Regions from separate parts of the Mus musculus genome. Here all the other regions are linked to region 6. The links are chromatin loops, found by intact Hi-C in ENCODE. Cell type or tissue: left cerebral cortex. All regions are shown on one strand.

Region 1 (4,000 bases), 810 kb before region 6:
ATGGTATGATAAATGTAATTAAGCCTCTTTTCCAGAGAGGAGGGGTGCCTAAGTGCTCCATGACCTTTCTCTTCCAGGAGGGGAGGGGTCTGGTGGGATTTTCCAAAGGCCCTGAGCTGACCTCTTCACACTGTTTTCAATTCTTATCTCCCAAGCTCCCACAGAAGAGTTCACCAAACTTTTTAACCTAGAGTTCCAAACTCCATCCATGATCCTCCCACAAAACAACAGAATTAGGTATGTCGCAGCAATATGCCACATCTAGTACCAACTTATGTTGTAGTTTGAGTTGCTGTTACTATGATGAAACAAAGCAAGCTAGGAAGAAACCGGTTTATTTGGCTTATGATTCCGTATCCATAGTCCACGTCTACAGGAAGTCTAGGACAGGAACTCAAATAGGCAAGAACCTGCAGGCAGGAGCTAATGCAGAGGCTACAGCAGGGACACTGCTTACTGACTTGCTCCTTATGGATGGCTCAGACTCCGTTCTTATAGAGCCCAGGACCAGCATGCCACGTGCTGCCCCACCCACAATGGGCTGGGTCCTCTCCCATCAATCAGCAACTAAGAAAATGTCCTACAGCTGAATTTTATGGAAGTGCTTTCTCAATTGAGTTTCTCTTTTTTAGATGATTCTAGTTTGTGTCAAGCTGACCTAAAACTAGCCAGGACAAGGGCCTGATCCCTTCAGAAGTCCACAGTTTCTCTCAGAACTTCTTCAGCATCAAAATGGCACAAGGTGGCACATCACAGCCAGTGTGATGCTCTCAATCTCAGAATATAAAGCCCCAAAAACCTAGAGGACAAGACATGGGCAGGCTGCTCCTTTCCATTTGTTCGAGTTTGCTATTCTGTGGCTGTGACAAGCTCCATGACCAAAGGTCGTGGACCAAAGTCCACGATTGAGGAAGCCAAGCTGGAAACTCAAGGCAGGAACTGAGAGGCAGGGGAAGCACTGTTTGCTGGCCCACTCTCCCTCTGCCTAGCTTCCTTTTCTCTGTACCACAGGACCACCTTCCCAGGGTCCGTGTCATTCATAGTGATCTGGGCCCTTCTACATCAATCAATAAAATGCCCCCACAGACTTGCCTTATAGACCATCTGATGGAGTCAGTTCCTCAACTGAGAGCCTTGCAGGGCGTGTGACGGCAGTAAGCAAAGTCAGTCATTGCAGTGGGTGGGGACGAGAAAGACGATGACTTGATGACTTTAATGATCTGGATCTAATGTACTTTAGGTCATATTTCACATTCTTTCACAGAGTTGATGATTTTCAGCTCCTCCCCTCACGATGATTTTATATTAAGTTATTTAAAGTCTGCACCAAACGATGTTTTCTACAAGATGCCGTAGGGCAGTATTTAAAGGCTTCAAGTAACAGACTGGTTAAAATAAGCATTAACCATCCTTTTTGTTTATGTATGAGAAGTCCACTCTGTACTGCAGATGACTCAGAAAGAGGCAGGCCTTGGCTGGATTCCCTATCTGTAGGACGCTTTCTGCCTCCCAATCCGGGATGCATGTGAGTTTGGAAACCAGTGGATTCACTAGGAGTTTTTAAGCCCATGTAATGTGCTCACCTCACCAACATTCATGAGGCGTGAGGAGAAAAGGCTCCAGGAGGGGGTGAAGGGCTGGATTCTGCTTGAAGACAAAAGGGAATACCCAAGGAGAGAGGGGAGGGAAGGTTTCAAGATCATAGGCAGAGTCAGAACCTAGCCAGGCATAGGGCAAGTCACCGTTGGCTGTCACGTCAGCCTCCTTCTGGGTGACTGAAGACTGCAGATGGGAAATGGAAACCGTCCAGGTTATCAGGTGAGTGAGATCTATGTACAGGCAAGACTTTGACCTCACTGCCTAACTCCAAATATGATGATATTTCAGCCATTTTCCCTCAATACTGAGGGTTACAAGAGCTTGGGCTAATGTAATTTATGTTTCAACTAAACACTGAGACTGTAACTGGACAAACATCACACACACACACACACACACACACACACACACACACGCACACACACATTTGTATATACACATATTTATTTGAACTGATTAGTAAATTAAGTATGATTTAAAAGTATATTTAATTTTATTTTCCTTTGACATCCCCCCTTACCCTCCCCCCCCCCAGAGTAGCTGCTGGGGGTAGACCCCCAACATAACGAAAAACATTCCTCAATGTTCTGTGCACACTGCCTTTTATGGGCATGCTCAGGTTTCCAAGGCAAGGTGGCTTTGAATCAGTTGCAGGCCTCCTTTCATGTAGAAAACTGCTTAAAGATGTGATATTAGGGCCCAGGGAGACTGCAGAGAGAAGGGACAGTCATTTGCCAGTACTGTCCACTGGGTGGCACTGTTGCTCCACAGAGTGTCTCCATGGCGGGTCCCCAAGGACCAGGGCCAGGACCTACACAAAGGTAGGGAAGGTGTGTATGGTGAAGGGTTTATTAATGACTTTGCCTCCTCTGCGCAGCACTTTTGCGCATCTCCCCGGCCTCAGATCGTTCCTGGGCTCTCTCTGGACTGAGTGCCTGATTTGTTGTGGCCCAAACTGCTTTAGACAACAGCCAAGAAGGGCAGAGACTTCACGTGTGCACAGGCTGCAGTCCCGACGTCACTTAGAAGATTAAAAATAAATTGAAGCACATGTCACTTCAAAGGGGGCACAAAAAGGACATCGGCATGATTGGGCGCAGTAATGAGAAAGAGCTGTAGGTCCTTAGTTTGAACTGTACAGAAAAAAGGATTTTGAGGCTTATTCCCCACCCCTGTACTCCTTACATGAGAGTTAATATATTTTGATATTTAAGGCGCATTCGACACCATATGTGTGTGTGTGTGTGTGTGTGTGTGTGTGTGTGTATCTCCAATCTCTCTGTTTGGATTTGGACTCTGCCCTCGATCAGGGAGCCACATCAAGGAGCCAGGGAGACAAGAGTGTTCATCGGGGAAAGCCTGGGCCACACTGATGTACAAGCACAGAGCCCCTTGTCTGCAGAACCAACCCTACCGGTCCAGAAGGCTTTGTTGCCTACCTATCTATAATATCCATCCGGCTTGGTCTTTTGTCTCTAGGACCAGTCCCTGCAGCCTGGCCCCTCTCAGCCTGAGGTCCACGTTCACACATCAGGCATGTCTTGACTAATGGCGGCTGAGGCCCAATGACTCTCGTTTTTCATGAGTTGTCAGGAGTCTGAACACAGGGAGAGGGGGAGGGAGGGAGGGAAAAGAGGGAGGAGAAGGGGGAGGCGAGAGAAAAGGAAGGGGAGGTAGGAACGGGGAGACATAAAAAAGAGAGGAGGGAGGAGAGGAGGGGAGGGGAGGGAGGAGGGGAGGAGAGAGAGAGAAAAACAGGAGGGAGAGGAAGGAAGGAGAGGAGAAAGGGTTAGAGGTGAGATGAAACCTGAGTGGGGGTGGGGAGAGTGATAGAGGAGAGAGAGGAGGGGGAGGAGAGAGTGAGAAGGAGAGAAGAGAGAACACAGAGAGGGAGGTGGTGAGGAGAGAGAGACTGAGAGAGAGAGGTACTCAGAGGGAGAGGAGCATGGGCAGATGTCCTCATGAAAAATTTACAAGGAATAATCAGAGGTCCGTTCATTCCCTTTGGCGGGGAGGCCCCTAGGCTGTTTGCCCGGGCCACTGGGAGAAGGTGGGAAGAGCCCCCTCATTCTGCAGCAATCTGGCTCCGGTAGGGAAATGCCCCCATGCTTGGTGCACTTGGCCAATCCTCCCGAGACTGGCTTGTAAATGCAGTTCAGGCAAAATTGATGAAGTGTCAGTCATCTGAGGCTGGCAGTTTAGAGAGGTCACAGCTGCAAGGGGCTGCAGGGTCTCACAGAGATGGGACTGAGAAGAGTTAAAGGGAGAGCACACCCAGCAAGCAGGAAGCATTTATCTTCTCCTGACGGGCATTCTTCAAACATTTCTGTGCAGCTCTGACCTCCACCAGCTCTGGCCAGCCAGTGTGAGACTTCTGACTCCAGTTGTGCACTCTTACATT
Region 2 (4,000 bases), 590 kb after region 6:
TGAGCTCTGATGTATATCCTGGACTCATGATTTTTCCATATGTCACGTCCATTCAGGAAAAAAATCACTTCAAGCATCAAGACTTGAAGATCAGGCTACTGCTGAATATATGGAAAGGAAATGACTTTTTGCCTCAGAGCCTCTTAAGCCCTGGGGATATGAATGGGTGGACCTGGTGATCTGGAGAACCCATTACACCATGGATGTCACAGGTAACAATGAGCTGTTGAGTAAGTTTCTCCCCAGTTCAACACTAGTTAGTACAAGTTTCCCTGATGGCTTGGGCTTCTTTTTTTTTTTTAATTTATTTCATTGAGTGTGTGTGTGTGTGTGTGTGTACATGCATGAGCATCAACCTTTGCATGTGCCCATCAGGGGACTTGGTTCTTTACTTCCATCACATTCTTAGCATCATACCCAGGCCATCAATCTTGTGCTAAGCCACCTACCTCATCAGCCCACAGGGCTTGTGTTTAGCACCTAAGACTAGGAATCTTCCAGAGGTTGTGTGAAGCACACAGAGCTCTCTCTATATTTGGTTCAGGTATCTACAAGCTCTGTGGTTCCTATGTAGACACCTCACACTTGAATGTCTACTCTGTGCTCTATAGTATAGCAGCATAGAGATCCTGGCATGAAGGCATACTTGTAATCTCAAGAAGACTTACTGTGAGTAGAAAGTATTCCTTCCAGTTCAAGACCTTGGGCAAGAGTATAAGACCTTGTCTCAAACCCACCCAAAATGAAAACTAACTAACTAAATAAATAAATAAAACAAGATGAAAGTGTCCTACCCTTAACAGAGTGACCACATGTGTTCTTATTTGAAAGCACATGCTTGATTAAATACTCGTCTCATTTTTCTCTCTGGACAATTTCATCTACATATGGTATCCAAGATCAAGAGATTAACAATGTGGTCTGTGACTCTAAAACGTTTTGGAAAACACATTTTATTGAACAGTATACTGGGTATGAGACAGGATCAGGCTGAAATTCCTGCTGAGAGCCTGGTTCTGTCAGTACCTGGTGTCTCTAGCTGTGTAGAAGAAAGGAGCAAAGCATTTGCATTAAACATCAACCTTGAAAACATCTACTCTGTATTTCCATTTCACCTCCTAAGCAATGTGTGTGGTTTATTTAAAATTCTAACCTGTCTTCACTTCAGCCTTCACCCTGCACTGCCGGTCTATCTCAAATAGTCTGTGAAAAGCTAGGTAGGAATTGTGTGTGTGTGTGTGTGTGTGTGTGTGTGTGTGTGTGTGTGTGTGTGTTTCATGGGGGGAGTTTTGAATGAAGGCAGGACCTGTGTGTGTGTGTGTGTGTGTGTTTCATGGGGGGAGTTTTGAATGAAGGCAGGACCATTGGGAATCAGGGCAGCTCTCTGATTTTAGTTTGAGGTCTGTTCTTTCAGACAGCAGGATGCTTACAAGGCAAACCACAAGAGCTCTAAATATCAGCTGTCATTACTGAAGGAGGGGGCTGAGCTGAGAATCTCAAATTACTGAAATGGAACCAGAAAGGCAGATGTTCCCTTGTCACCACCCACTGCAGTGAGCCTGAGCCCTTTTCTATGACAGGGTGGGGGGTGGCGGAGGCTGTCTGACACTGGGAGGAGACTTGGCCCTACCAGTCACACATGAGCCTCTCCTTTCCCCCTAGACAGGTGATTGGGCAGGCTAGGATGAGTACAGAAAGTCCCAAGGATTCACTGGTTGTAGCCAGTCTGAACAGAGCTTAGGTATAGGTCCTATCCTCACAGAGCTCCGTCCAGCACCTCTGCCTCCTGCCTTGGCATTCAGATCACGTCTCTTTGCTGCTAGTACTAATTTAAAAATTATAACATTCATGGCTATTTCTACTTTCCTCCAATGGAACTGCAAGCTTCCTCTCCACCCCCCCCCGCACCCCCCATCCTCACCATCCCTCTCCCTTTTCTCGTGTATATTTGGAGATTGACCTCAGGTTGAACCCTGAGCTCCGAGACTGCTTTTCTCAAAGGATTAGAAACACAGACAGGCTCGGTTTTATGAAAGCTGTGAATCCTGTGACAGAGAAAGGTGTCTTCAAGACAGGATGAAGACACAGGAGATGGGCTGAGCTACCAATTAGTGGGATCCAAAGAGTTAACCTTCCAGTTACACATCTGGGAAATGCTGGAAGCTCCAAGCAAGGTCACTAAAAAGGGAACAACCCAACTGCCTTTTTGAGGCAAGAAAATAGGACCACGGGAATGTGTGCTTGGTACAATCCCTAAGGGTCTGCTGGAGATGTCAGGCCACCGTTTCATTCCTGTAACTCAGAAAGCTCTGGATCACTGTAATAGGAGGGGAAAGAAAGATGCTTTTGCCATCATATGGTCACAGTTCCATCCTTGTCAGTTAACCCTGGATTTCCTAAGACATTTGTTTCCTGTGGGCAGGAGGAAGCTCCAGCTCTGTAGGTCACAGTCAGGGCTGCCATGTCACTACCAATCTACAAAATGCAATTCACACCAGCTCAAAACCACTACATCCTCCTAAGCCTAACTGGCAATGAGTACAGAGTCCCAAGAGAAGAGGGAAAAGAGCCAAGCTGATAGTGTGCTCAGAAAGCAGAGAGAACAGCACAGCCTGGTGATATCAGGATGGTAGAGCCACAAACCAACCAGAAATGCAGTTCTGGAAGGTTACATTCTATAGTTGGGAAGACAGAAAAGGGCCAGGAGTTTACTTGATGTACATACATGGTCCCATGCTGAGATGGTACGGTAGTAAAGAGCAATGTGTGCTCATTCAAGGACAAAGATGTTGGCTCAGGACCCAGCAGTCTTCCAGGAGAGCTGCTGACATTTCCGGTGAAAGGCTTTCCAAAAGGAGGCAGAGAGTGGCTGTCATTGGAACAGGGGGTTCTCAGTTTATGTATTGGGCACTGGGGTAGGAAAAGATGGAATCCAACAGAGAAAAGACAGACAACGAGGAAGGGACTTTTGCAGGCCACACATAGAAGCAGAGCTGAAGGTCTAGTCTCAGTTCTCAGAGCCTTGTGATTCTGCCCTTCCCCACTGAAGAGTCCACCTTGGCAGGTGCATGATTTCTCTAATAGAAGAAATCTCTATTTCTCTAATAGGAGGAATAGCAGAACTGAGAGCGGGAGGAAGGAGCAGGAAAAGTGGGGAGGAAGGAAAGGGAAGAGGAGTGGAAGAGAAGAGGGAAGGAAAAGGAGAGGGGTGGGGGAGTGGAGGAGGAGGAACAGAATAGAACGGGGAAGGAGAAGAGGACAAAACATTCTCTGGTAGGGAGTCCTCCTACCTGGGAGCACTCTCATACACAGGGAACAGAGCACTCCACACAAAGAGCTGGGGACTTCCCTCTTAACGTGTTCTCTGCAGACATTTTAATTTACCTTTTCACTGAATACTTGGTTAGGATCTGGGATGTCCAGCTCTGTGACTTTGGTCATGCCGTTCTTCCCTAAGCCTCCATCTATCTCCCTGCCTTGGAAAGTGGGGACTACACTGCCTTTGCTCACAAAGGTTGATATGCAGAGTAAATGACACTTAGGTTCTAGTTGAACAACTTGTCAACATAAAGCATTTTCATGGCAATAATTACCTATTATTAAAATTAATTGAGAAATTGATTGACCAAACAGTACACCAATCTACTTCTATGGTTTTACTTTTAACAAAAACTCACAAGTAAAATGTCGACAAATCAAGTTTTATTTCTGATCACTGTTAGCATATATCCACGTGGACTTGGGCAGGAAAGTGATTGGGTGCAGACGTTTCACCAGATCTTTGCAGATACTTTTATTTTGAAGTCAGACATCTATTCTAACACATTTTAGTGATGCTACCAACACTGTGCCAGATCCTTTCCCTGGTGGTTTTTCTCAAACTGAGGTGCAAGCTAAAAAGCCAAGACTGAAGATGGAATACTCTAGAGGCAGACAGAGAGCTTGGACAAAAGGCTCACAGAGCTGTGACAAAGGTGAGCACAGAGAAGAGGTCTTGATC
Region 3 (4,000 bases), 280 kb before region 6:
GCTCTCCATCCCATCTGGGGACTCAGTCGAGCATGCAAATATGTTTGGATAATTAAAAAGTATGTTCTTTCTTGTTGGTTTATTGTAACTGGAGGTGAACTGAGCAAAGTTCCCCTAATCCCGTCAAGCCCTCTGCAGGAAGGGTCAGAGGTCAGCAACTGCTCCTAAAAAATGCTGTGTGATTGAATCCTTCAGCCCCTGAGCAGCTGATTAGAGATAATCTGGGGGTCTGTCCCCCTGACATCAGGGGCTGGCAACTACCTCCTGAATAGACTTGATCACCTACCAGGCTCCAGAATGCTAGGACATACAGTCACTTTGAAACCAAAGTGAGAATTCAATTTCCAATGGAATTTAAATTCTTCACAAGCATGAAGAAATTTTCATTTCATTGTCATGCAAAGGAGTGGGGAATTTAAAACTGGTTAGTCCAGATACTGTTGTTTTAAAGAAAATTATGGATGTGGTTTCTAATGCAAGGGAAATTGTGTGGCTTGACAAACACAGGCATGAGATGAAAGGTTTCACAGACTGTCCTTCCAGAGGGCAAGGAGAGAGAATGTTGACCTTGTGGTCACATGAGGATGCTGAGCAGGTGTGCGCAAATCCAGCCTCACACTGGAGAGAGTATTGCGTGTTCGTTGCACATTGGAGAACAACTCTTCATAGAACTCTGTCCAAACGTATATCAAACTTCAGTGCCCGCCTGAGTTGGGTCTAGTTGTTTAGAATCTGTTCAGATAGATATGAACTGTGCTCTGTATACACATGTGAACACGTGTGTGCCCAGAGACCAGGAACAGATGGAGGAGTCTGACCTTCCTGGCTGATGGGACAGCAGAGAAGCAAGAAGCTCCAGGGCCCTACACCCATCCATGTGGTTGGGGGAGGGGCCAGAAACTAGTTACAACTCCAAGGGGACTTATTTCAATTAGCCAATACCCAAGATAAAAAAATTGTAAACAAATAGAATGCAAGTTTCGCTTCTATATTTAAAGAGAGTGTGACAGTATGCAATCCAGGCTGGCCTCAAACTTGTGAGTCTTCTGTCTTAGACTCCCAAGTGCTAAGATTATGAGAGTGTACTACCATACTCAGTACTCAAAATCTTAATTTGTGTTGTTGTTGTTGTTGTTGCTTTCTATGCTTCTTTTCTATCCAGAAATAACTGCTTCATTCTTGGGTTCTATTGCTGCCTCTTTAACAGTGTCTCTCCTCTCTCTGCCCACCCTGCACTGTTAGGGATGATCCCAGAACAATGAAACAAGAAAGCCCACGCCTACCCACTTTATGGAGATACACCCTCTACAAACATTTGACCACAAAGGGCATTGCTGATTTATTGTTTATCCAATCCTGTTTTCCAAAATATTTATTTTAAATTGACATTATTGTTTTCCCTTTAAGTGATAAATGAAAACAAGCATTCATTTTTCTTTAGAAAAATACTAAGTTTTATGCAACACATCACAGATGCACTGCCCTGACTCTTTCTGGGCATTTCCTGTCTCTGAATATTTAATACTAAAAATAACCCAAGCTTCATAGCATCTTTGAGTAGTATATGGTGAATTTTCTAGATCATTCTTGGGTGGAAATCGTTCCTGGAAAGATAGATACAACATGTGATTGGGAGAGGAAATATGGCTGGAATAATTGACAAGCTTTGATCATGGATTGTCATGCGACAGTCACTAGCACTGATAATTAACTTTCTGAATTGGAAAGTCCAGTGATAGGAAAGCATGCTTCTGTACTTGGGGAAAGATAAAGATTCATATTGTCTTCAGGATACTATCAAAGTGTTTAAGGCGACAGGGAGGACCACAAACACTCAAAGAGACTGGTGGAAAATGCCCCTGGATCTGAGGGTACTCTGGTGAGGTTTGTATTTTTCTAGAACTCTTCAGCAAGTTTAAAATTATATTTAAAAAAAATTAACTAAAAGGATACTAAAAAGAAAGTCTATTTGACTATTGATATTTAATTTTGATGGAGGACAGGCTACATCCTTCCATTTCCAAATCATGTTTAAAACTTAAATGAAATGGAGGGCCCTGGCCTTTGTGCCCTGGAACGGGGCTCAGGGTGAGCAGCGCCTCTAGAGGGAGAGCTGGTACTGCAGGTGTTTCTCAGTTAAGTTCCAGACGTGACCTTCAAACACCCCCTCAATGAAACATCTCTTCTTCCTTTATTAAATGCACTAATTAAATTATATACTCCTCATTTAAAATGTGCTTTCTTTAGTACTCAAAATCTCCACATGTCACGTTTCTCAGGGGAGGAAATGCTAGGTGGCATTTGCTACAATGAGCCCTTATGAGGAATACACGTCCCCAGCCTCTGCATTGGAAGGGAATGCTGGAGCAAGCTCGTCTGGCAGACCCCATACCCCAGCACACCAGGAAAATGCTTTCTCTTTTTTGACAGTTTCACAGGCGCAAGGAAACCTTGGTCTCTTAGGCCTACTGGATTCAGGCTGTGCGTAAATTGGATTTTCTGTGTGGTATTATTCAGAAAAAAAAAAAACAAACAAAAAACTAAAACACAAAAGCTAGTCAACCTACTTGCAGAAAAAAATTCAGAACACCCGGGCTCTTCCCAACCTGCAGATCCTTTCCCTGTCTGTGTGTGTAGTTTTACTGTCCGGCATGACATCTAAACAGAATCTCTCTCAGAAATCACAGAGCAGACTTCTCTGGAAGCCAAGAGGGGCCCGGAGGGAGGGGCAATATGGAAAATAGAGTCCCGTGTTTGCTTTCTTTTCTTTGCCTTCCCCGGACCCGATCCCCACTTTTTTAAAGAAATCCACCTGTTCTGCTTCAGTTTCAAATCATTTTAAGTCCAAGAGGGCTTCTCTTCCTTGCACACCCTGGATATTTCAAAGCGAGCCCATCTTCACTGCAGGAGAGAGTTTATTCAGGTGTTATGAATCAGACAAGGGCTCAGGGATGCAAACTGGGGCTGAGACAGGGCCCCCGCGAGTCTGGTCCCCTCCCCGATAAAAGAAACATAACAAACCCCTAGAAAACAGTCCTCCAGTAATCTCCCTGCCTGCGCCAGGAATAGGGGTGACGGAAAACTGCCCTCTCATTATAGTCCTGGTCTCAAGGTTAGAATTAGACCCTTAGGGTAAGGAGCTGTCAATTAGAGATAACTCCAGCCTGCTGTCTGCAGCCGGGCTTATCTCCTAGCAACTCTCCTCATTCAGGCCACAGCCCTTGGCTCTGCCTGCAGCTCAAGAGCCATCTTGAAGACAACAAAATAACCTCCTCATTTTGAGCAGATGCATAAAGAATTCTTCTCTGGGTCCTTGATGGAGTCTCGTCCTTGATGAAGCCCGGGTGACATTCGACTAGCAACGGGGCTGGGGAGATCTGCAAAGAATTATGATTGGGCTCCCGTCCAGCTGCAGATGTTTCCATGGGAAGAGCACATGGAAGGGTCTGGCCAAGCAATCAGAGCATCTAAATTCAATCTGAGACTGGGTGCCTCCTTCTTCCAGATCAGAGCCTGGCATGTTTATGCAGGAGCCAGCATAGTCTTTCTCCTGCCTACTTTCTGCTTAGGAAGAATTTGCCCGCAGTTGGGAGTGCAGTGGCTCTGGTTGCCACGGGAACTCGGCCTCTCCTTTATTCACCATGGCAGGGCATATAGAGAGAGCCAACAAGCATAAATCGTATTAAGCGATGCACGGGGTTATCCACCATGGATGTAGGCAACATCACAGAATTTACTACTGGACCCTATACTTGGTGTGCAGAGAAAATGCAGGCTACAAATTCCTTGGAGCTGTCTACTCATTAGAGCTAGGAATCGTGCTGTTGACTTTTCTAATCGCAAGCAGAGTTAAGGGTGGCAAAATGCTGGAAGACTCTTAGGGGCTGGGGGAGAGGCAAGCCTTTGATTTTTTCACTGGAGTGGAAAATGATAACAAAGGGATATCTAAGAAATGTTGTAAAAAAAAAAAAAAAGATGAGAAATACCCAGTGTGCTGTGG
Region 4 (4,000 bases), 1.1 Mb after region 6:
CAGTCCTGGATGGAAAATCTGTATCATACCTTCAGCCCCAAGGCTGAGGGAATATCATGGAAGAGGAAATGGAAAGATTTTAGGAGCTAGAATCAGGAATGATTTTTGTGAAATTTTGTCTCCTGGACATGACAAGACCACTCCACTCATGAACTCACAGCAGTTATGGTTACCTGTGTAAGACCCGTACAAAAGCAAGTCAACCAACATGGAGGGGGAGGGGCTTATGAGGAGCCATGGGAAGGTGAAGGCCACTGTGGGAAGAAGAATCATTTTCTTCATCAGTGCGGCCATTGTAGGAAGTCTACAGTCCAGTGGAAGGTACCCCATAGCCTTAAGAATGTAAGCAGTATGTGACATGTAACTTGTCTTAAGCATGTGACAAGAATTGTACTCAGTGGGTGAAAAGAGGGGAGGAAGGAGGAGAAGGCAGAGCTGGGAGGAGATGAAGTTTGTAAGGACATGTGGGAGATGGTATCTAGAATGATTGGAGAGGGGAATGGGGGTATATATTGTTGCACAACATTGTTTAGTGTGTTAAATTGCCAAAGAATAAAGTTAAAATGTAAAACTCAAAGGACCTGGGCCTTTGGGAGATGGCTTGAGTAGGCAGGAACACTTGGTCTGCAAGCACGAAGACCTGAGTAGAAATCCCAACACCCAAGAAAACACTAGGCTTTGCTAAGTGCACCAGTAAAGCCAGCATTGTAGGATCCCAAGGATCCAAAAGAAGAGCTGTCAAGACAGCCTGAGCTTCTGATTCAGTGGGAGGCCCTGCCTTAATAAAAGGTGATAGCTATACAGAGAGACCCTGTCAGAAAGAAAGAAAGAAAGAAAGAAAGAAAGAAAGAAAGAAAGAAAGAAAGAAAGAAAGAAAGAAAGAAAGAAAGAAAGAAAGAAAGAAAGAGAGAGAGAGAGAGAGAGAGAGAAAGAGGGAGGGAGGGAGGGAGGGAGGGAGGGAGGGAGGGAGGGAGGGAGGGAGGGAGGGAGGGAGGGAGGGAAGAAAAGGAAAAGGTGAGAGAGGAAAACAGCCAACTGGTCTGGCATCCATATGTGCCTGCACACACATTCGCACATCCACATGCATGCAACACACACACAAACACACAGAATAGAGCTGAAGTGGCTAAACTCTCAAGCTCCTTCCAGCCTTTAGATTGTCCCTTTCTAGGTCCCAAGGCACTGCATGAAAGCCACAAAGAACAAGCACAAGCCTAGGCAGTCAGAGCAAGGCTCAGCCCAACCCATCTTTAAGACCCTTCATGCTACCTTAAGGTGCCCAAAGCACAAAGGGAAGAGCCGAGGGGAAAACGCGTATCCTGGGCCATTTGATCAGCTCAGACTTCAGTTGAAAGCTCTGAGGCATTAAGGAATTTCGATTGTGACTTAGAATTCCCCAGCAACTCTCCAAGAAGGATGGGGAAACTGTCTGGGTGTCCACATGGCATCTGGAAACCCCAGAAGTAACCAGCAGTTTGGGCGGCATTTACTATCAGGGTTTTCACTGCCGCTTCCAGGAGCCTCCCACAGCACCGACCACAGGTAGGGATCCTCCCCAGTGCCTACCGTCGCTTCCTATTACAGAGGTGTCTGAAACCGCGCTCTCCTGTGGACCAGCGTCCAACAGAATGTTCAGTTTCTAAGGCAGAGTGAAAATAAATCTGTTGGTGACAGTGAATGAAAATTTCTCTAGGCGAGATAAAAAAAAAAAAAGGAAATAATAAAAAAGAAAGAAAACACAAAAGCTCTGCATGTAGATTGCAGAAAGGAGAAAAATATTCTGAATTGTGAGACTTCTGGGTTTTCCCCTTCCCAGGAGGAAATGGGCTACTTAGGAGAAAGCTCCTCAGAATGGCAGCACCTGGACCACTTTCCAGCCGCTTTTGTCCTCACTAGGAAGGGGGCGGGGAGAAGATGCGTTCGTGGGGAAACATTGCCATCCAGTGGTCAACTTGTGCATTGCCCGATAAAAACAGGAAAGAAAAAAAAACGCTTGGTGACATTTTGTCAGTCAACTGATAAGTGCTGAGAATACTTGTCAGATGTCAGGCTGAGAATACTTGTCAGATGTCAGGCCAGATCATTGATACCACCCTTCAAACCTATAGGAATTCACACACACACACACACACACACACACACACACACACACACACACACACACACACACGGCACTCTAAAGGCTCCAAGGAGCGAACCAGCTGTGTGAATAAAAGAAGCAGAACTCAGAGCTGCTCTAGGACCCATTTGCCTGGCCATGTCCCAGAGACAACTGCTCCCAGTCACCCTGAAGGGTTGGTGCATGGTGATTCAGATGAGGCGGCTGCAAACAGCAGTTTCCACAGTACCCAGAAATGGGTTTTCCCAATTTCTGTTTGTGCCATGTAGCCTCCCACCGTCGTGAAGAATAAATATGCTTCCCTAGTTCCTTTATAGATAGACTTTGGGACAGAAGTCCAAATAGAGGGATGGATAGACTCACTGTTCCTCTTGGGTGATGACCTCAAGTCCTCAGCCAAGTCAATGGCCTTACGGAGGACGGGAGACCTACCTAGCTTATCTTTTCTTCCAGCTCGGCATGAGGGCTGAATGAGACATTGACTTTACTCTTTTTCACTTGGAGTAACTGACCTCTCAGACCAGCCTCCAGGTTTGGATTTCTCATCTCTTGTAAGTGATGGGTTTTTGCCTCCCTCCCCCAGCCCACTCTCCGCAGTTAGGACGGTACAGTTCCCCTTGATGATCTGGATGTAAATTCCCCCATCTACACCTACAAGGTATCATATGGTCAGAAGTCAATCTTTAAGATCATATCAACCACCAGACCCCCCAGAACTCCCAGGGACTAAGCCATCAACAAAGGAGTACACATGGCTCCAGCTGCATATGTAGCAGAGGATGGCCTTGTCATGCATCAATGGGAGGAGAGGTCTTGGTCCTATGAAGGCTCGATAGATGTCCCGTGTAGGACAATCAAGGGTGAGGAGCTCGGAATGGGTGGGTGGGTGGGTGGATGGAGTAACACCCTCATAGAAGCAGGGAGAGGGAGGATGTGATAGAAGGTTTCCAAGAAGGAGAGAAACCAGGAAAGGGGATAACATTTGAAATGTAAATAAAGAAAATATCCAATTTTTAAAAAAGGATCATTTGTTCTCGTGTAATTAGCCAGCAGCTTAATTTACAGTTTCTAAATTTTGGGGCATGACCTCATGTGGGGTCACATGGCTGAACTAACATGTTAATAAGAGGTTTGTGAACACAATGCCTAAAATTTAATTGAAAACCACATTCAGAATCCAAGGTGTGGATGGTGGAGTTTCCCAGACAGCATCGTGAGACTTCACTTTTCCCTGCATGTGTGGTCCCAGCAGGCAATATTCATAAATACTGAGCAGGTGGGTGTGAGACAGGGTCGCACTATTTCAACCAGGCTATCCTCCTGCCTCTGCCTCCCTAGTAGAGGGATTAAAGACCTGTGCCATCACACCTGGCTCCGATTCAAGGCTGTATTGGTAATAGAGATTTTAATTGAACTGCCATGTGTTTAACTGGACATACAAGGTTTCTTCTGCTTGTCGATACACAGTGCTTCCATTACGGAAAACAAAGATTGGTAACACCCCTACCATTCTTTAGCATGCATCGAGTGACTGTATCTTCAGGTTGCATTACATTAGAGAATTTTACCTGAAAAATTGCTAATCTGGGTTGCTGACTGTAGCTGTGAATTAGTTAAACTGCTTCTGCTCCCGGTGGGTCAGGCATGCACTACACCCATCCAAGAGCTCTCTGGATTCACAAATGAAAGACACACACATACACACACTCGAGTGGGCCAGCTAATTTTGATATGCCTTAACTAGCTCAATAGCTGAGCAATTCTAAATTTCCCTGTGGCTATTCCCTCTCCAGTATTCCTGTGTTAACATCTTTTAGAATCTATATTTATCTCTGCTACCCCACGCCCTGTTGGGGAGTGGCCACTTTCCCAGATCCTTAT
Region 5 (4,000 bases), 830 kb after region 6:
TGCTAGACTTTCCCCTACAAGGATTCCACCACCGCTCAGTTGAACCTTAGGCTGGTGACTGACACATAGGTTCATAGAGTGAACTTCTCCAAAGCACAGCCTTAGGGAAACCCTGTTCGGAAAGTCACATGGGGTGACGTGTAAGCAGGAACATCCTCCATGTTCTCCAGTGCCCCAGCATCCATCATATGTATATGGTCTGATCTCCTTCCTTTTACCCATCCCCCTGTCCTGATGACCATGTACCCCCCACCCCACTCCCCCACACACACATCCAGGTCTGACAGGATAATTTGTCCAGTGATATGTTTTGTAATGCGGCATCATGATGCTGTGGGAGTGAGTGCTTTAGCAGGCTCACGCTGAAGCATCCACCCCCACAGGTATCAGCCATAAGACAGTCTAGTATAAAATAAAGTTTATTTGAGGCATGGGAAGGGGTGTGGGAAAGAAAGGAATAGAGAAGGACAGAAAGAGAGAGGAGAGAGAAAGAAGAGAAGAAGCTGACCAGGAACACAAGTGGAGGGGGAAGAGAGAAGGGGAAGAAAGAGTGAGGACAGGGAGAGAGAAGAGGTGTGTGTGTGTGTGTGTGTGTGTGTGTGTGAGAGAGAGAGAGAGAGAGAGAGAGAGAGAGAGAGAGAGAGAGAGAGAAAGCGTTCCAAAACAAGCCAGGCTCTACCTGACTATTGCTAGGTAATTGTTAGGAGGAGCCTAGAAGAAATGCTAACATTCACTAAGAGCAATTCTCTGCCAAGGAGAACACTGTGAAGGTTTTAAGCGGGACAGTTCATTGCATCACTTTGCACCATTAGCTGAATGTCTATCACATGTACTGAATAAGAATAACACCCTTCCTGACAGGTTGAGGTAAGTTTATACATCAAAACAGAGGATGAGAAAACATACCTGTGGCTACTGTTGGGAAGCACTTAGCCAAGATTTGAACCTAGGTCTCCTTGCAATACGTCACACACCTGAATACTACTGAAAATATCACATATTACTTCTAGAACAGAGAAAATTTTGACTTCAGTTCATTAGGACCTACATTGTATCTATCCCCAAGCTGACATTCAGGCTGTGACTTTGTGAATGACAGCATCTCATGGGCCTCTATGCAGATATAAAATGCATTCTGGACCCTGGAGCCACAGAAGGAACTTAGGCACATTATTACACCCAGCCCCTAAGAGCTTGACACTCATAGCTGAAGTATCCAACCATGTCTAAGGTGCTTAATCAAAAGTTCAGATTATACATTCAATGGAAGTTATCTGTGTGAGAATATGGCCACACAAATGGCCAGGCTTCTAGAAAATTCTCATGATATCATACTCTCACATGGTCAGGAGTCTAGAGAACATGCATGATGTCATATTCAGGATGTGCACCTACGTTCTTGGTTGAGCTGATATATATTTTAGACTAGAGTTTGTTGACTTGTCACGGTGGCTATGGTGATGGGCTCGCTCGGAGAACCACCCACAGTCATTGACAAACCTGCAAAGACAGGAGAGACCTGCCTGCCTCCACTTCCTGCCCATATGAGTCACAGCAGCCTCTGGGCTTCATTCCCCCCTATCCTGAAACTAGAATTAGAGGGGTGCAGGTGTGACCACCCCCTCCACTCCGCCTGCTCACCTACCTCAGCTCTGCCATGGCTCCCTTTCTATTTGGGGACAACTGAGTCAACCAACACTGAGTAATGCTACTGACCCAGCCAGCTACCAGCATCTCTGCATCCTCTTCACTTCCTGTCTGATACAAAGAAAAGAAAATCATTTTCTTAAGAATGCCATGGTGATGCTGTGCTGCCTCGCCATCCACTGTCTGACAGCACAGGCACGTCTTCCAAGGGAGAACTTGTTGGGATATAGATGCTGACCCTGGAGAGAGTCCACAATTCCTGCAGGCTCACAGGTAGGATGGTTCTCAGACTGCACCAAGAGCCTTTACCTAGGTTGTTGACAAGGAAAACAGGAGCAGAGGCAGAGTCTGGGAACCGTAATTAGCAAGTGAGCATCACACTCTGTAACTGTCTACCCTTGGCAATTGTGTTCCCATGATTTATGCTGGAACAGTCTCAGAGAAAGAGATGAGGTCGGAGATAAGAGAATTCCTGGTATTCTTACTGCAACCCAAAGCAAAAGGAAAAGAGCCTCAGAAAACAGGCATTTGACAACAAGCAGGCAAACATAAGGCCCATGTGCTTTCCTGCATCACCCAAAGCAGCTCTGCAGCAGACTGGACTGACATGAAACATACTCAAACCATAATTAGAAAATTAGAAAATAAAAATAGGTTTTTAGAACTTGTGTTCACCATGGCTGGGTATCCAGGAAGTCTGACATTTAAAATGTCAGGTGAACGGGAAGCAACGGTGACTGGGATGAACAAGTTCTGTCTGTATGATTGTGCACTGGAAATTTGCTGCTCCACCCTCATCTCTTCTCCTAGCTTCCATGAAGGTCTCACACTTGTTTCTCCCGACTCCCACCTTGCTAGAAAGGCACACTTGTTATGATAAAGGGCATAGTGGTCTCCAGCTGTCCTCTCGGGGACCCTTAATGATGTTCTTGTTCCCAATGCCCAGATAAGTCTTGTGAGTCTCAGTGTCAGAGCTTCACACGAAAGGCTCTGTGTGAAGCCACTGTTTTTAATCAAAGCAAATGTGTTCTTTCTCAGCCTCCCATACCTCCTATCCATTTCTATCCCTCCTGCCTTAGTGGAGGGATGAAAATCTGGGTGTCCTACAGCACAGCATCATGATACGAGGTCTCAGATTCCAGAAGATGATTGACATTTGGGAAAGAGAACCTCTTAAGGGATGGGAATTTATCCTTTTCTTTCCAAAGACAGTTCTGAGGGGCACTGCTCACTGAATCCCGATCTCAATGTCTCTCTGGTGTCCAGGGTGCAAATGTCAACCTGCACTGTACATTAAAACTGCGCAGGAAAGCTGAGAAACAAGCAAGTTTCCTTCACAGATGACAGTCTTGAATATCTGATTCCTTGACATGTCCCATAAGCAAGTCCTACATTGAACCTTCACAGGTAACAGTGTAGCTATTACAGGTTGTGTCCATTGGGAAACCTCTGCCTCAAGGAATAGTTTCAAAACTGCTATGGTAACTGTCAAGATAGATACCAGGTTTAAGGTGACCCTCATATAAAATGTCACTGCACTGGTTCTGTGGAAGGAGAGCAATATGCAGAGCATGTTGGTTTGCTTTATAAAGGACATGGCCAGAAGCTCAGCCTGGCAGTGTTCTATGCCTCATGCCCTGTGTGGAATAGGCAGGAAAGACATTCCTGCCTTAACAGCAGCTACTGAACACAAAACCCAAATTCTTACAGATTTAATCCAGTGGGAGTTGTTGTTGCTGTTATTGTTATTGTTGTTGTCAAGGTCGATGTTGTTGTTTGTTTGTTTGTGTTTTTACACCATTTCATGTTCACTTCTAGGTGGCCTCCTCGGAACACCACAGTGCTTTTGAAAGGAGAAAATTCTTGATTTATATGTGCCCATGTCATTTGTTACCTGGCCTATTATGAGCAGATTAATTCACTTGTGAGCCTGTCACCTTGGGGGTAAATCACTTCATCATGTGCTGACTTTCCATGGTTCAGAACAAAACAGATAAATTCCCCTTTCCATGAAATGTGCCCTCTGCCTAATAGCTTTGTTTTAAATATTACATATTAAGCCTTCTGGGGGTGGGGGGAGGCATGTCTCAGTGGTAAAGTGCCTCAATAGCATGTGTGAGACTCTACATTCTATTCCTAGTCTAACAAATAATAGATACATATGATAGATAGATGATAGATAGATAGATAGATAGATAGATAGATAGATAGATAGATAGATAGATAGATAGATAGATAGGGATGGATGGATAGATAGATAGATAGATAGATAGATAGATAGATAGATAGATAGATAGATATAGATAGATGGATGGATGGATGGATGGATATATGGACAAACAGATGATAGAGA
Region 6 (4,000 bases):
GGGGCCTCCTCCCCTCCCCCGCCCGGTCCCCTCTGCCTTTGTTGCAATCACGAATTTCAGGAAAAAGAAATAGAAATTACAAAACACGTTTTTTTACGGGTGGGGAAAAAATCACAACTCCAGACTAGGTGTGCAACTACCTTGAGACACGATAAAGGACGGGAAGAGTGGGGAGACCAAAAAATTTTTTAAAAATAAAAATTAAAAAAAAAACTTGGAAAATCTGTTTAAAACTACTCATTTCACTTTAACTCCAACAACATTTCATCACCGTTTCCAATTTCTCAGCGCCACATCTCTCTGACCATGAGCATCTTCTCCCCCTCCCCCCACCATCCTCTTTATCCTGACCGCCACGACTGCCTCCCGAGGAGCCCTGCGCCTCTCAATACGTGAACACCAGGTCGGAGAAGTTCGCCTCCAGCCAGTCCCCCGCGATCATCTCGCTCAGCTCCGGCGTGCAGTAGTCGGGGAACTCGAAGTGGGAACCCAGGCTGCCCTCGCTGAAGGAATCCAGGTCCTTATCCACCAGCGACAGGGACAGGTTCCCCGCCGCTCCCGCGCCCAGTGGCTGCTCGCAGGCGCTGTGCGCGCCCTGGGAGAAATTCAAGCTCAGGTCGAACATGAGGTCGTCTGCATCCTCGGCGCCGCTGCCGCTGCTGCTGCCGCTGGATGAGGAGGTGGACACGCAGCGGGAGGACGCGGGCGACAGCGCGGGAGGCGCGGGCGGAGGCTGCTGCTTGGTGATGTTCTTGAAGCTGTAGTAGAGCCGGCCGCCCGCGCGCACTTCGTCGTACAGGCTCGCGCCCTCGGGGGACTCGGCGGCACTGCTGAGCGTGGGGCTGGCGGGGACCTTGGCCACGCTGTAGCGCCTCAGCAGCTGAGGGGGTTGCTGCTGCGTCGGCGGCGGCAGCAGGTGCGAGTGCGCGGGCTCGTCGTCGTCGTCGTCAGCGTCCGGCTTGGGCCGTAGCTGCAGCTCGTCATCTTCGTCGTCGTCTTCATCGTCGTCGTCCAGGAAGACGCACTTGGCTGCCTTGCCCGCGGCGCAGTCCCCCGGCTGCGCCGCCTTGCCCGCGCCCGCCTTGCCCGCAGGCGCCTTGAGCTTGGCGCACTTCTTGCCGGGGCCCTTGGCTGCCTTGGCGCCCGCCGCGCTCTTGTCGGGGCTCTGGCCCGCGCTGGGCTTGGCCGCTGGGTCCGTCTTGGGCTTTTTGCGCGGCCGGTACTTGTAGTCGGGATAATCAGCCATGTGCTTGAGGCGCAGGCGCTCCGCCTCCCTGATGAACGGGATCTTCTCGCTGTCCTTCAGCATCTTCCAGCGCTTGCCCAGCCTCTTGGAGATCTCGGCGTTGTGCATGTCGGGCGACTGCTCCATGATCTTCCTGCGCTCGATCTTGGACCACACCATGAAGGCGTTCATGGGCCGTTTGATGTGGCCCGACGCCGTCTTGCACCAGTCCGGGTCGCTCTCGTCCAGGGCCACCGGGCTGCACGCCATGAACTCGCCCTCCTCGGTGTCCAGCGCGTCCCGGGGCAGGTTGCTCTCGGCTTCCGAGCTCTCGGCCTGCTGCACCATGGTCCGCGGCGGGGCTGGGCGCTCGGTCTCCTGCGCGGGCGCCCCTCCCCCTCCCGCCCCTCCACCTTCTCCGGCAAGTTGCAAAGTCCTTGGCCGCGCGCGTCCGCGGCTGCCCCCCTCCCCCCCGGCCCCGTTCCCTGCTGCGTCGGCGGCTGCGGCGGCGACCGGAGAGGAGGCGGCGGCGGCCCGGGACCCGCGCTCTCTCTCTCACTCGCTTGATTTCTCGCTCTCTCACTCCTGGCAGCCGCCGCAAGCGCCGGACCCCAAGCACTCCCAGGCGCGCGCGCTTCTTCTGCAAAAAGTTGAGGGCTCTCTCTCAACTCGTTATCAGGGTGTCATATGGGTGACATCACTACTCCCACCAGCCAATGGCTGGTCCCGACTCCGCCTATCTCCCGTTATTAACCACGGGCCCCACCTCCAGCCCCGCCTCCTGGCCAGTTTGCAAAGATGGGGGGCGGGGGGAGTTGTCTAGAAATATGTTATTTTTTCAAAAGAAATCCGCGAGTGCGCACAGCTGCGCGTGTCCCCCGGGCGGATGCAGGACGGAGCGAGAGACGCCAGCGCGGACTCAAGGGCGCGGGACGATGGACTGAACCCCAGTGCAGATGCACCCACCCGGGCACCGCGAGTGGGTGCCCCTGCTCATCCTGGGCGCGTCGCGCCCTAAACCCGCGCGCGATCGCGCTGCGCCGCTATCCAGCAGAAGGTGGCGCTTCGACACCGCGCGGCACCGTGCACGTGGGCTCATCCTCCGGTTCTTTTTCTCCCTCTTTCTAGAGCCCGGTCGCCGGGCCCTCCCTCCCCCCCTCCCCGCGCACCCGCAGGGTTTTGTCCCGTCTCTCCCCCTCTCGTTTTCCCTCCTGGATCGCGCGCATCTGCCGGTTCGGCTGGAGTAACGGTCTTCGGAGACCGCCGTGTCCGGGCGGCTCCGGAGCGGTTCGGAAAGGAGTTCACGGATTCAGGCCGGATCGGTGAAACAGCCCGGGACTCAGCATCGCCGCCCCTCCCCCACTTTCTACTCCATAGGCCTCCCCAACTCCCCGCGTCCCGCCTCCTCTGTCCATCACCTACGCCCTCCTCCCCTGCAGCTCGGTCCTGAAACCCTAGCTCTGCCTCCCAGCACGCACCTTCTGGGTCATTTGCTATTTTAACCCAACGGTACAAACCAAAGCTAAAATGAAGTGCACTCTCGTTTAAAGCGAAGATATTTCTTATTTGCCTGCTAAGGCTGCCGCTGGAGCGGTGGCTCCTGCCTACTGGTTTTGCCGGGCTCCTTGGAAACTCGCTTCTCTTTGTGTTGTCTCTTACCCACCTATGGCTCTTCTGAGGACAATGAAACGAAGCCTTTCTGCTTTCTGTTTAACGTGGCTGCTCACCCTGTTTTCCTCATACCTACCCACTGTCAGTTCTGGGGGCTGGTTCTTAAGATCTACAGCCCCTCACCCCACCCGGAGTTGCTCACCCGAGAAATCGGCCGCCCGGGACTAGTGGAATTATCTAAACATATTTCCTTTCAGGTTGGTGTACTGCACAGGGTACTACACTTCTCATCTCCCACACATCCCCACTCCGGACATAGAATGGTGCCAGGTCTTCATAGGCCATTTTATTTTTAAAAAGGGGGGAGGGGTCCCTGTATTTCACCCTTATCGTATTCACCCCAAAGAAAAGCACCGATCCAAGCACGTGTATTATTGAAGTTAACCTCAGTCTTAATAATGTTGGCATTTTATTTTAATGTTTAAGGCTATTGGAACCTAAAAAATTTACATACTGGTTAACCTGATGTCTGGAGATGTAGAAAAACCCATGTGGAGTGTAAAAATCCATCTTTGAGGCAAACCAGACATTCTCTCTTGTTTTCCTCTTAGCTGCCTGATTTCCCAGCAATGGGGACATCAGGCAAGGGTGGGGTGGGGCCAGCGAGTCCCCATCACAAGGGAAATCTACACTCTAAATACAGGGAGCTATTTCATCTCAGCTTCCAATTGTCAGGCATGGGGGTATATACTGTCATTCTTATTATTTCTTTTATTTTCTTGGCATCTCCCCTTCCACATCCCTCTCTGGCCTGTTTCGGTTGTTGGTTTGTTTTGTTTAGAGACAGGATCTTACTCTACACACCTCAGGCTAGTCTCGAACTCATTTCACCTCAAGAGCTACCTCTTGTGACCATCTGCCATCTTATTATACAGTAACAGAAAACGTGTTTGAAAATCTTTGGCAGTTTAAATTCTGCACCTAGTTTTGCTACGTTCCTGATATGAAATTGTGCACAGCTTCAGAAGATGAATGACCTCAGGAGAGGCAGACAGAGTCAGTGTGTGTGTGTGTGTGTGTGTGTGTGTGTGTGTGTGTGTGTGTGTGTGTGTGTGTGTTTTCCCAGAGGGCAGTAGCGCTCCTGGGGGTGGCGGATACCAGTCA
Region 7 (4,000 bases), 460 kb before region 6:
GGTTGCGCTGGAAGTAGGGAATTCTGACAAGGAAAGATATATTATCTCATTAAAGAGATAATTATTCTTCCAATTTCTCAAGCATGAATTAATCCAATTGGGCAGTTCCAGCAGCTGGCAAAGGGACCACCCCCGAGGAAAGCTGGGCAACCCTTAGGAAGGTGGATCTTCTATGAACTAGCTTTTAATATGTGTGAATTTGAGCCTGCAGAGGGGCTTCATAAGCTAAAATCCTGTCACTAACTTATAAGAGGCTGTGGTGGTACAAATACCTGAACACCTAGAGCTGATTGTGTTGCTGAGTGCAGAGCAGGAATGTGCCCCTCGGTGCTGTCACTGGATTAGAGATTAGAGTGAAGGGAATCCTGGAGCTGCTGCTTCTGTTTCTATTATTGCTTTTGTTGTCAACCCTAGGGGGGAAAAAAAAATAAAACAACCTAGCACATTGTGCTGAACTTAAATTTAGCCTTCTCCTTTGAAATCAAATGATGGTCATGAATGCTGGAATTTTGTGTTCAGAAAATTCCTGTCTATGATTCATGTTGCTAAAAGTGTGCTTTTCCAGCTTAGAATTTAGCTCCAATCTATGGAAGAAGTAAGAAGTAGCCATGCTGAGCTCTTATCACCAAGGAAAGTTCCCAAGACCACACTGCGCCACCAGCCTCATTCTCCACTGGCAAACTTTCTTCAATAGAAGGTCTCTTTCTTTTCTCCTTTTACTAATGTAGCTATGTATGCATGTGCATATCACATTATTGCTGTGTGTGAGGGCATGCTCACTTGGTGTATGTGCACACAGAGAGGCCAGATATCAATCTCACGTGTTGTTTCACAGGCACCATGCACCTTGCTTTTTGAGTCAGGGTCTCTCATTGTCCTGAAACTCACAAAGTAGGTTGGCTGGCCTGTGGGCCCCAGGCAAGTATCTGCGTATGTTTTTCTAGTGCTGGGATCACAAACACTCACCACTGCATCTGCCTTTTGTTTCATGCTGTGTTGGGGATTTGAACTTGTGTCCTTGTCTTTTCCTCTGCCTCTAAACCATTTTGCTTTTCTATCTCTCTTCAAAAACTGTTCCTTCTCTAACCAGTTTTTTTCCACTCCACACCCAGAAAATGGTCAAAAAATACAACAAACCAATGATGGAGACATTTAGAAGTATAAATATTCTCCTCATATAACCCGTGCACATTTGTATAGGGGGAAAAGGCCTTACCTAACAGTGAACATGAAATGGGACTTTTTCTTTAACTGATGGGTTAGTTGCTCATAGCTATAACAACTAAAATCAATTCAAAACAAGGAAAAATTCTGTTGAGACCCGTTTCAGAAGCTTCAGTACATTAGCTAGCCCCATTGCGTACATGTGTGCGCACAAGCACATGGAAGGGCATCTACATGCATGTGAACACAGAGCCATTTCCGCCCTGGTTCTAGAATGACATGTGTGTACCACCTTCCTGAATTGGGGGTGGAATTCAAGTCCCCATGCTTGTACAAGGACCATTTCACTGGCAGAGCTTCAGTGCAGGTTGGTTGGCCCTGTGATTTTGCAGTTGATGTGAAGTAGAAGTTCATGGTGCCAGGACTTTGAGAAGGAAGCTGCTAGTATATAGAGAGCAGGCTAGAAATACTGTATATATTTCTAGGGCAGTACACCAGCAACCCGGTTCCTCCACGTAAGCAACATGCCCCAGTAATGCCCTTGTCTCATGACCCCATCAAGGGATTAATCTACTAATGAGATCTGGGCTCATAGGACACAGTCACTTTCAAAATTCCCATTAGCTGGCCTGAGAAGGTACGTTGAGTAGACAGGATGCCCATATATTGTAAGTGGGATTGCCGGCTGACAAATGTGGGCTTTTATCTCTTAGCTTCAGCCCCTTAAAAACAACTTTGTCCCTCCCCACCTCATTTTCCTCCTTGTAAAATGCAGTTATATTATGTTAAAACATGAATATATTACACATGGTAGCAGCCCTGGAAAGCTATACTATGCAAATATATGAGAGCCACATGTGTAGTGGTTGCTATTATTATCTGTTGTGTGCGTAATATTGATTCATGGCTGTTAGACCCAGGGGATGTTGCTCCTTACCCCTCTTAAAGAAGGGTAGAGCTCCTAGAAGACACTCTTGCCTTTATCCTCCCCCATCCTTTCAGGGGCAATGGCGACCCAGTGAAAATCAATCTCATTCTGCATATGGAGAAACCAGAGCTTGGTGCCTCTCCACTCCCCATGCTGACTCATCAGCCTTGGCTCAGAGCCTCCTGCTTTAAATCACTGCGGGAATGCATGAAAAAGCCTCCCTGCCTGACATCCTTTATTTTATTTATTTTCTACAGCCATTGTGGAATCTGTATGCTGATGGAAATCCTGCAAGCGCGACACTTACCTCAAATCAACACTGGTATTTGTAGTCATGATACTCCAGTCAAGGCACGGCTTCCTTATTAATAAGAATTCAGTGAACTAGAGAATAGATAATCGCAATGATATGTTCTCCTTTAAATCACAATGCCATTGGTTCTGAGAGTAAAGGAGTGGGTTTTGTTGTGTTTTGTTTTGTTTTGTTCGAGAGTAAATTTGCTTTCTCCTACAAGTGAGTTCAGAGCAAAGGCTGTATCTGTGCAACTGTGTTAACTTCTCATTTTAAATAATGAAATTGTTGCTGCTCTTGCTTATTCTCAGGTCCCAATGCAGTTGCTTCCATTCTCAGCCAAGAACATCATTATTAGGCTGGTAAGGAAAAACCATTGCACTCATAGGCTGGAGGAAGCAGAGGAGGGGAGGTCCAAGCTATCAGCTCCATGGGTTAGTGCCACAGCTAATGCTCTGAGCTCCTACTTCCTGGTGCCTTTTGCTTCCTACAGCCTTGATCAGCTCAACTCTCAGGTGAGGGTGGGGGGAGGGGACTTTTTATATCTATAGAGGCAGTTTCTGTGAAGAGGTGCTGTGACCTGTAGCACCTCTGTGACCATGTCTGAGACCCCCTGCTCTTAAGAGTTCATTAGGAAACCATGAAGCAGGAGGCAGCTTCTCCAGTTCCCCCTATGTATTTTGAATCCTTGATAATCCAGCTGTGGATGAGGTGCAGGGGACTGGCAGGTTCCTGATGGATGCTTTCCGCATCGTAATTCCTCAGCCCATAGCTCATCAGACCCAGAAGGGATTGCCCCTGAGAGCCATTCAGGGCTGAATAAGCCCTGGCTCATAGCACAGGTGGGCTCCCCATATTAGAAGTGAGGTCCCTATTCTGCCCATGAGAGAGCTATTGGTGCTGGGACCATTTCATGGCACAGCTGTTCTGGAATAAACCTGTGTTTTAATCTCGGAGCTATTCCTATCTCTCCCTCTGCCCATTTGGGAATGTGTCTCTTTAAAAAGGGCACAGAACTGAACACTTTAGATTCTAACTGCAAATGCTATTTCTACTAAGTACATGTATATCCTCTCTTCATTTTTATTTATGTCCTTGTTTCCGAGGAATAATCAGTTTGAGACTCATCAACACAATAAAACCCAGAGAGACAGCCAGAGGCAAATTCAGTTTGGGGGGTGGGGGTGGGTTTAGAAAAGACCCATCATCTCCAAGCCCCTCGATTCGTATTTATCTCTTCTTGTAAGGCACAATACCAGGAAGCTCATGCAATCCCTGGAAAGAAGCTCTTGATACAGAATGACAAGGCTCTGTGCCTCCAGGGGTCTTCGATCATAGATTTTCATCATCATCTGAAATGGTCCCTCTCCTCCTCTCTGCTTGGCACTCACTCTCCCAAAGAGAGGAGACAGGCTTCCCATAGGGGCCACCCAAACTCATTCTGCTCAGCAAAGGCTCATCATGGGCTTCCTCATTTCTCTGGGCGAGCAAGCTGCTTGCCTCTCCTCCCCTCCAGGCTACTAGCCAGGCTGAAGGGAAGCCTGCCAGGGTGCACAGGGAAGCTCCCACAGTGGGGTGGGCTGCTCCCTCCCAGGGACTGTTGTCCTGTGCAGTTG

The links. Hi-C counts contacts between places; a loop is a spot of excess contacts. Peaks named below come from ENCODE experiments on the same cell type or tissue, not always from the same donor. Only the 100,000 strongest peaks of a DNase experiment are listed, where the experiment ranks them.
Region 1: it touches region 6 in a loop (5-fold over the local background); 9 of 42 quality-filtered maps call a loop at or near these places.
Region 2: a loop joins it to region 6, with 5 times the contacts of the local background. A loop is called at or near these places in 2 of 42 quality-filtered maps.
Region 3: a loop joins it to region 6, with 3 times the contacts of the local background. A loop is called at or near these places in 7 of 42 quality-filtered maps.
Region 4: it touches region 6 in a loop (11-fold over the local background); 14 of 42 quality-filtered maps call a loop at or near these places.
Region 5: it touches region 6 in a loop (4-fold over the local background); 2 of 42 quality-filtered maps call a loop at or near these places.
Region 7: it touches region 6 in a loop (3-fold over the local background); 5 of 42 quality-filtered maps call a loop at or near these places.

What each region holds. Positions count from the first base shown.
Region 1 is chr12:26,530,791-26,534,790 of GRCm38, forward strand. No RefSeq gene overlaps it. Among named protein-coding and RNA genes, the nearest start is that of Cmpk2, 64 kb to the left of the region's middle. In left cerebral cortex, a CTCF peak has its summit at 2,360 (motif pointing right); DNase peaks (open chromatin) are centred at 1,490, 2,367 and 3,720; H3K4me3 peaks cover 229 bases.
Region 2 is chr12:27,930,984-27,934,983 of GRCm38, forward strand. No RefSeq gene overlaps it. Among named protein-coding and RNA genes, the nearest start is that of Gm45941, 13 kb to the right of the region's middle. In left cerebral cortex, no CTCF peak of the experiment used is centred here; a DNase peak (open chromatin) is centred at 1,547.
Region 3 is chr12:27,057,976-27,061,975 of GRCm38, forward strand. Gm30515 (a long non-coding RNA gene) reads right to left here. Exons shown (of 7, transcript XR_001780580.2): 3 at 1-4,000. Among named protein-coding and RNA genes, the nearest start is that of Gm30515, 24 kb to the right of the region's middle. RefSeq lists an enhancer at 2,099-4,000. In left cerebral cortex, a CTCF peak has its summit at 2,103; DNase peaks (open chromatin) are centred at 2,200 and 3,537; H3K4me3 peaks cover 360 bases; H3K27ac peaks cover 872 bases.
Region 4 is chr12:28,430,711-28,434,710 of GRCm38, forward strand. No RefSeq gene overlaps it. Among named protein-coding and RNA genes, the nearest start is that of Gm25564, 82 kb to the left of the region's middle. In left cerebral cortex, a CTCF peak has its summit at 1,948 (motif pointing left); DNase peaks (open chromatin) are centred at 1,505 and 1,917; H3K4me3 peaks cover 668 bases.
Region 5 is chr12:28,169,925-28,173,924 of GRCm38, forward strand. No RefSeq gene overlaps it. Among named protein-coding and RNA genes, the nearest start is that of Gm46326, 130 kb to the left of the region's middle. In left cerebral cortex, no CTCF peak of the experiment used is centred here; a DNase peak (open chromatin) is centred at 1,604.
Region 6 is chr12:27,340,836-27,344,835 of GRCm38, forward strand. Sox11 (SRY (sex determining region Y)-box 11) reads right to left here and starts at 1,883. Exons shown (of 1, transcript NM_009234.6): 1 at 1-1,883. The coding sequence starts at 1,573. The coding sequence ends at 386. In left cerebral cortex, a CTCF peak has its summit at 2,268 (motif pointing right); DNase peaks (open chromatin) are centred at 493, 742, 1,033, 1,233 and 2 more places; H3K4me3 peaks cover 3,138 bases; H3K27ac peaks cover 3,005 bases.
Region 7 is chr12:26,882,099-26,886,098 of GRCm38, forward strand. Gm30290 (a long non-coding RNA gene) reads left to right here. Exons shown (of 3, transcript XR_872603.2): 2 at 1-697; 3 at 2,350-4,000. Among named protein-coding and RNA genes, the nearest start is that of Gm30290, 6.6 kb to the left of the region's middle. In left cerebral cortex, no CTCF peak of the experiment used is centred here; DNase peaks (open chromatin) are centred at 677, 2,252 and 3,942; H3K27ac peaks cover 570 bases.